Regions from separate parts of the Homo sapiens genome. Here region 1 is linked to region 2. The links are chromatin contacts, found by Hi-C or POLR2A ChIA-PET in ENCODE. All regions are on one chromosome and are shown on one strand. Each heading gives the region's core, a stretch centred on a gene start or an enhancer-like site at or near the end of the contact. The rest is flanking DNA. Distances are from core to core; before and after follow the strand shown. Region 1 has its middle 17 kb from the start of VWF. Region 2 overlaps LOC105369625 (a long non-coding RNA gene).

Region 1 (3,575 bases), core at 769-3,268, 140 kb after region 2:
CTTTGCGGTGGGCGTTACCACTCTTAAGGCAGTGCATCTGGAGTTGTTCGTTCCTCCCGGTGGGCTCGTGGTTTTGCTGGCCTCAGGAGTGAAGCTGCAGATCTTCACGGTGAGAGTTACAGATCTTAAAAGCAGTGTGCACCCAGAGTGAGCAATAGCAAGATTTATTGCAAAGAGCAAAAGAACGAAGCCTTCACACTGTGGAAGGGGACCGGAGCGGGTTGCCAATGCTGGCTCCGGCAGCCTGCTTTTATTCTCTTATCTGGCCCCACCCACATGCTGCTGATTGGTAGAGCCGAGTGGCCTGTTTTAACAGGGCGCTGATTGGTGCGTTTACAATCCTTGAGCTAGATACAAAGGTTCTCCACGTCCCCATCAGATTAGTTAGATACAGAGTTTCCACACAGAGGTTGTCCAAGGCCCCAGCAGAGCAGCTAGATACAGAGTGTCGATTGGTGCACTCACAAATCTTGAGCTAGACACAGGGTGCTGATTGGTGTGTTTACAATCCCTGAGCTAGATATAAAAACTCTCCACGTCCCCACCAGACTCAGGAGCCCAGCTGGCTTCACCTAGTGGATCCCGCACCTGGGGCTGCAGGTGGAGCTGCCTGCCAGTCCCGCGCTGTGCGCTCTCATTCCTCAGCTCTTGGGTGGTCGATGGGACTGGGCGCCGTGGAGCAGGGGGTGGTGCTCGTCGGGGAGGCTTGGGCCACACGGGAGCCCATGGAGTGGGTGGGAGGCTCAGGCATGGCAGGCTGCAGGTCCCGAGCCCTGCCCCGCGGGAAGGCAGCTAAGGCCCGGCGAGAAATCGAGCGCAGCGCCGGTGGGCCAGCACTGCTGGGGGACCCAGTACACCCTCCACAGCTGCTGGCCCGGGTGCTAAGTCCCTCATTGCCCGGGGCCAGCAGGGCTGGCCGGCTGCTCTGAGTGTGGGGCCCGCCAAGCCCACGCCCACCCGGAACTCCAGCTGACTCGCAAGCGCGGCACGCAGCCCTGCTTCCTGCTCGCGCCTCTCCCTCCACACCTCCCTGCAAGCTGAGGGAGCGGGCTCCAGCCTTGGCCAGCCCAGAAAGTGGCTCCCACAGTGCAGTGGGGGGCTGAAGGGCTCCTCAAATGCCGCCAAAGTGGGAGCCCAGGCAGGGGAGGTGCTGAGAGCAAGCAAGGGCTCTGAGGACTGCCAGCACGCTGTCACCTCTCAATACCTTAACTTGCAAGTAATTGAAAGTGGGTATATGTATGACTGTTGACCTGCCCCTGAGCTGGTGCTCTCAACACATTGCCTAGGGGTTAGCCCTGCTCTGCAGGAGTAGTCATAAAGTTGTCACACTGCTGCCTCCATAAAGCTGTTTTCTTCTACCACCAGCTGGCTCTTGAATTCTTTCCTGAGCAAAGCCAAGAATCTTCCAGGGCTAAGTCCCAATTTGGGAGCTTACTTGCCCTGCATCAGTGCAATCATAGCTCACTGCAGCCTGGAACTTCGGGGCTCAAGCAATCCTCCTGCCTGAGCCTCCTGAATAGCTAAGATGACAGATGTGTGCCACTACACCTGGCTAATTTTTTCTTTTTTTTGTAGACATGAGGTCTCACTTTGTTGCCTAGGCTGATCATTGTTTTTAAAATTTCTATCTTTACTGATTTTTATCTGCCTGACCTATGGATAATTGAGAAAGCCTTTTTGAAGTCAATTGTCAATTTATGTATTTTGAAGCTATTTTGTAAGATGCATATAAATTTGAGTTGCTGTAACTTTCTGCCTCTCAAATTAGAACCCCAGGTCTTGAGATAGTGATTCTGGGGTCAGGAATCCTGCTGTGCTACTACTGGGGCCAGGAATGCCACCAGATGTAATGGTCTGAGTTCTCTGTAGCTCGATAGCAGCAATAATGTGGTGTCATTGTTCCTGAGAACCAGGGAAGATGAGTCTGAAGCTGCACCATTCTTCTGACATTGTAGCGTGGGTGGGTCCTCTCTATTTTGATGATTGTGAAGGAAGTGAGCATGTTATTCTTGCACAAGATGTTTGTCTTTAGAAGAGAGGAAGTAGAGGAGGACAGCTTCCTCTCCGCTGGGGGCTACAGCTTTATGCTGGGAGCTGGTCGTCTGGCCTAAGAAATACTGCTGTGTTTATTTATTTGGCGCATACTGCCAAGAAAATTCTCTTTCCTGCAGAATTTACGTAAGAGAGATGCTACAAATATACAAAGAAAAGACAAAGATGGGTCCTCCTAGAAAACCTTTCCTCCCCTGAGGTTCTTTTGCTTTTGTACTAGTTACCTGGAGAACTTACTCCTCAGACAGGCAGAGGTCAATTTACCCATCCCCCTGCCTCTGAGCAGCCCTGCCCCATGCGCCCCCAGAGGTCACGCACCCTTCCCATTTGTACTTAATGCTGTTTACATCAGCCCAAGTTCTAATGGCTCTCATACTGTGGTCCTCAGGGATCCTTCTTCCTTGAGCCTCACAGCACTAATTGTCCTCTAACTTATTTGGCAAAGCTGCCTTGGGACACCCTCCATGAGGGCAAGGGAGCAGGTTGTGTGGCATGATATCTTGGCCTATATTAGTTTTCTATTGCTGCAGTGACAAATGACCACAAGCTTAGTGGCCTGAAACAACACAAATTTATCTTACAATTCGTAATTGTAAGAAGCTCGAATTGGATCAAAATCAAGGTGTGTTGGAAGAGCTGGATTCCTTCTGTAGGTTCTATGGGAGAACCTGTTCTTCGCCTCTATCCACTTCCAGGGGCACACATTCCTTGCCTCGTGGCCCCGCGTTGCATGACCTCTGCTCGCATCATCACATCTCCTTCCCTGATGCTGACCCTCCTGCTCCTCTTATAAAAACTCTTGTGATTATATCGGCCCAGCAGGATACTCTGGGGTAAGCCAGGATCATCTCCCCATCTCAAGACCCTTAACTTGCTCACATCTGCAAAATCCCTTTTGCCATGTAAGGTAGCATTCAGAGGTTTGAGATGGGATGTAGACATCTTTGGCTGTTCTTCTGCTACCGTAATGTGTTACGTGGTTGGCTGTATCTGCTCTTCTCTTGTCAAACCCATGGTCTCCTCCAGGCCCTCGTCTTCCCTGTCCGGGAAGGTTCCACCAACCACTAATGGATCTCCCTTTCTCCATCTGACCTCTCACAATACATGCCACTGCTGCCAGAGGGCCTCATCTGGTGTCACAGGATGAACATAAACCCCTACACTGGTTGAAGGTCCCTGAGGACTTGCCTCTTATTCCTCTCTTTGGTCTCTTTTCCTGTGAGTCTCCTTTATAGGCTGTAACAACTGGCTTATTCACCTACTTACTGATTTAGCATCTCAGAGCTTGCCTGCTTCTAAGCTTTTACTTCCTTCCTTGCAGCTGATGTGCCTTTGCCCTCATTTTCACCTGGCAAAATCCTACTCAGCAAATGGGTAATTAAACCATTGCAACCATTATAAACCATTGCAATTTTTCAGGGGGGCCATTTGGCCTTATTGTCAAAGGCCTCACTGAAAATGTGGACGGTGGCTGACCCAGTGCTCCACATGTAGGATTTCATCCTGTGGGAGTAATCCTGAGG
Region 2 (3,673 bases), core at 366-2,865:
CAACGCCAGTGAATTTGCCACCATCTCAGGACCCAGCTCCACCGGGAAGGAGAAATGGGTAACTGTCCCAGGCAGAGGGCTGTGAGTCAGGGTGCTGGGGCCAGGCATGGATCTGCTGGGCACTCACATTCAGGACCTTAGTCCCTTGCGGATGACAGTGGAGGAGGAAGCCCCCCGATGAGGAAGGCTTTTCTGCCTGCTTCCTTCTCCCTTGCACCCCAGAGCCCCTCATCCATCCATTCATTTCGTACATTGTGGGACTATGCGGGCAAACGGGGCTTACAAGTCAGGATCGGGTGGAGAGCAAGACAGAGGAGGCCACTGCTCTCAAGGGCCTGCCGACCAGGCGCAGGATCAGGTCACTCGCCATCTCCCTGGAAGCTAAGGGCTATTTCTGGTCTCTCCTCTGCAGGCTGGGTGGGTAGTTGGGCTGTTCCAGCTTCCAGTTCCCACTTGGCCTTGGCTTGGGGTACCAGGAGAGGGCCCTGAAACTCATTTTTTAGAAGCAGAAGTGGGCGCGGGGGCAGTGGCTCATGCCTATAATCCCAGCGCTTTGGGAGCCGAGACCGAAGGATGGGCTGAGGCCAGAAGTTCCAGACCAGCCTGGACAACACCGCAATACCCGGCCTCTACAAAAAACGAAACAATTAGTCGGGTGTGGCGGCGCGCCCCTGTGGTCCCAGCTACCCAGGAGGCAGAGGCGGGAGGATCGCTTGAGCCTGGGACGTGGAGGTTGCAGTGAGCCGACATCGCGCCACTGCGCTCCAGCCTGGGCGACAGAGCGAGACCTCATTATCTACAAGAAAATGGAAAAATACTCCAATGCACCCCATATGTCCTTGGATTCCCGGGTTGCCGCCGATTGGCGCTTTCTCGCCAGAGCTCAAAGCCAGCTCGGCGCTCCGAGGAGGGCGCGGACGGGGCGGGGCGGGGCACCCCGGCTGCGCTTCCGCGCGTGGCCGCGAGGGGGCGCGGCAGGACGGGGCTGCCAGGGCGGCCGCGGGTGAGTCAGGGCGGCGCCAGGATGAGTCAGCCCTCCGTGGGCTTACCGCGCCCCCTCCGCCCCTGGCTTCCCCGCCCGGCCGCGCCCTGGCCGCCGGCTCGCCCTGACCCTCGGGGATCCCAGGCTCTGCGCCGCCCTGCGCCCTCCCGGGACTCCCCTGCCGCCAGGAGACCGCGCCTCCCGGGAACACAGGGCAGGGCGCGCGGGCCTGGGCCAGGCCGTTCCCGCGGGCCCTCCCGTCGCTCCTTTCCTGGGGCCGGGCGTGGCTTCCCTCCCAGAGCGGGTTTCGGGGCCGGCCCCGGCTCGGCCCGGATTCGAGGGACAGCTCTGCCAAGGCCCGGCCATGGGCGGCCGCCGCGGGGGAAATGTGCCCCCTGGCTAACACGTGGGGAGAAAGCCCTCTCCGTTCTTGGGTGTACCCCGGTGTTTCGGCCTCTTCTCAGAGCAAATCAGGAAAAAATAGGAACTCCTGGGTGGGTCCCCGCTTGGCAGGTTGAAGAAGGTGTCCTGACAGGATCTGGCTCAGAAGCCGAGTGTGTTAAAGCTGCAGAAAACTTGCCAAACCTGGGCCACCGGCCTCACCTTGGAGATCCCGCCCACGGACGGACGCAGGGACTCTCCAAAAGTCCCAGAACTCACAAGTCAGCTCTGCTGGGCCTCCCACTCACAAGGTGCATGCAAAGTGCCTAAAATAGTGCCTGGCGTATAGTCAGCGCTCCACTAAGATTGCATTTTACAGATACAGGTGACCCTGAGCAACAGGGCGTTCAACTGCGAGAGTACGTTTATTCGAGAATTTTCTGCTGTCTCTGGGACAGCAAGACCAACCCTCCTCTCCCTCCTCCCCCTCTTCCTCAGCTTTTATGCCTGATCTACTTCCATTTATGAATAGTAAATACACTTTCTCTTTCTTATGATTTTCCTAATAATATTTTCTCTACCTTCCTTTATTGTAAGAGTGCAATATATAATACATATAACATCAAATACGTGTTTACCTACTGTTTATGTTATCTGCAAGGCTTCTAAGTCAACAGTAGGCTATTGGTAGTTAAATTTTAGGGGAGCCAAAAGTTATACTCAGGTGTGGGAGCCTGTAGTCCCAGCTACTCAGAAGGCTGAGGTTGGGGGATTGCTTGAGTACCCGAGTCCAAGACCAGACTGGGCAAAAGCGAGAACGCTGTCATTGAAAAAAAAAATTATGTTTGACTGCTTGAGGATTGATGCCCCAATGCTTGCATGTGCTGTTCAAGGATCAACTGTATTTTATGTGTATAATTTGAGGTATATAATTATATTTATAGATGCATATTTATATAAACACATATGGATATTTATATATCTATGCCTACTAGCTGATCTTTATGTGTGCCAGGTACTGTTCCAAGTGCTCCTCAGGCATCAATGATCTCATTTGATTTCACAACCACACAAGGACATAAGGTGCTATTATTTATCTGCATATGGTAGCTGAGGAAACAGAAGCTCAGAGAAGCGAGGTAACTTTCTCAAGAGCACACAGCTAGGAAATATAGTGCAGGAGTTCCCCCGACTCCCTAACTTTAGAGGCCGTGTTCAGATATTGGTGGAGTCTGGTAACATACTTACTATCAAGGGTTCAGCCCTTCACAGTGTCTGAAGAGCAAAGTGTTAAACCCAGCCCTGGGAGGAGGAGCCGCTTTCCTTATGGAAATCTGCTGCCCTTGCTTGCTCTGCTCCTGCCACCAGAGGACCAAGCTCTCTGGTTGTTCCCAGGTGCCAAAGGGCCAGAAGAGACTCACTTGCCACTCTTTTCTCCTTGTTAGCTCTCCATATGGCCCCAGGACCTGGTCTCTGGCGCCCGCCATTCCCTTTGCTGGTTTGTTTTTTTGTTTGAGATGGAGTCTCGCTCTGTTGCCCAGGCTGGAGTGCAGTGGTGAGATCTCGGCTCACTGCAACCTCCGCCTCCCAGGTTCAAGCAATTCTCCTGCCTCAGCCTCTCCAGTAGCTGGGATTATAGACGCGCACCACCGTGCCCAGCTAATTTTTTGTATTTGTAGTAGAGATGGGGTTTCACCATGTTGGCCAGGCTGGTCTTGAACTCCTGACCTTGTGATCTGCCTGTCTTGGCCTCTCAAAGTGCTGGGATTACAGGCTTGAGCCACCGCACCCGCCCCCTTGCTGGTTTTGTAGACGACACTTGATGATTTGGGATGAGTTATCTTTAGCAAGGTTTCCCATTTACCTGTGAGCAGAGCAGGGCTGACCTGGGGTTCATTAGAATCTCTTGAGACACGTTCAACACACGGATTCCCCCGGCCTTTTGAAAGCAGTGGTTCTCAACCTTGATTGTACAATGATACAGTGGACTTAAAGGGAATGCTCGTGCTTGAGCCCTCCCAAGAGATTCCGATTGAGTAAATCTGTGCTTCTCCCTGGGCATCAGGATTTCCACAAGCTAGGCTGAGGTAGCCCTAGGAATCTATACTTCGAAGAAACAATTCCTGTGATTTTCCTGTGCAGCTATGTTTGCAAACTTCAGGGTGGACTCCCTTTCTTCTCACTGGTAGAGTGTCCAGGATTTTCCCACTAGGGTGGTTTTGGAATAGAGGTTAGAGGTGAGTGCTGCTTTTGGAGTCCTGTCCCTTCTCAGCCTCTTCTGGCCCCTGCCTCAGTTTACTGGATTTCTCT

The links. A loop is a pair of places that touch in the nucleus more often than their neighbours do. ChIA-PET counts read pairs that join two places held with the same protein, here RNA polymerase II (POLR2A). Pooled maps may share reads with other maps.
Region 1: a pooled map shows a loop between it and region 2 (5-fold over the local background). The contact joins two enhancer-like sites. A Hi-C loop is called at or near these places in 6 of 50 pooled maps. POLR2A ChIA-PET finds 5 or more read pairs at or near these places in 4 of 52 experiments (CD4-positive, alpha-beta T cell, Caco-2, OCI-LY7 and 1 more).

Annotation. Positions count from the first base shown.
Region 1 is chr12:6,139,639-6,143,213 of GRCh38, reverse strand. No RefSeq gene overlaps it. Among named protein-coding and RNA genes, the nearest start is that of VWF, 17 kb to the right of the region's middle. RefSeq lists an enhancer at 310-867. Within about 2 kb of position 2,018, at least 12 of the 41 ENCODE cell types and tissues checked have a DNase peak (open chromatin) inside an H3K27ac peak, as active enhancers do.
Region 2 is chr12:6,276,178-6,279,850 of GRCh38, reverse strand. All of the region lies in intron 2 of LOC105369625 (a long non-coding RNA gene), which reads left to right. Among named protein-coding and RNA genes, the nearest start is that of PLEKHG6, 33 kb to the left of the region's middle. RefSeq lists a silencer at 858-1,337. Within about 2 kb of position 1,615, at least 32 of the 41 ENCODE cell types and tissues checked have a DNase peak (open chromatin) inside an H3K27ac peak, as active enhancers do.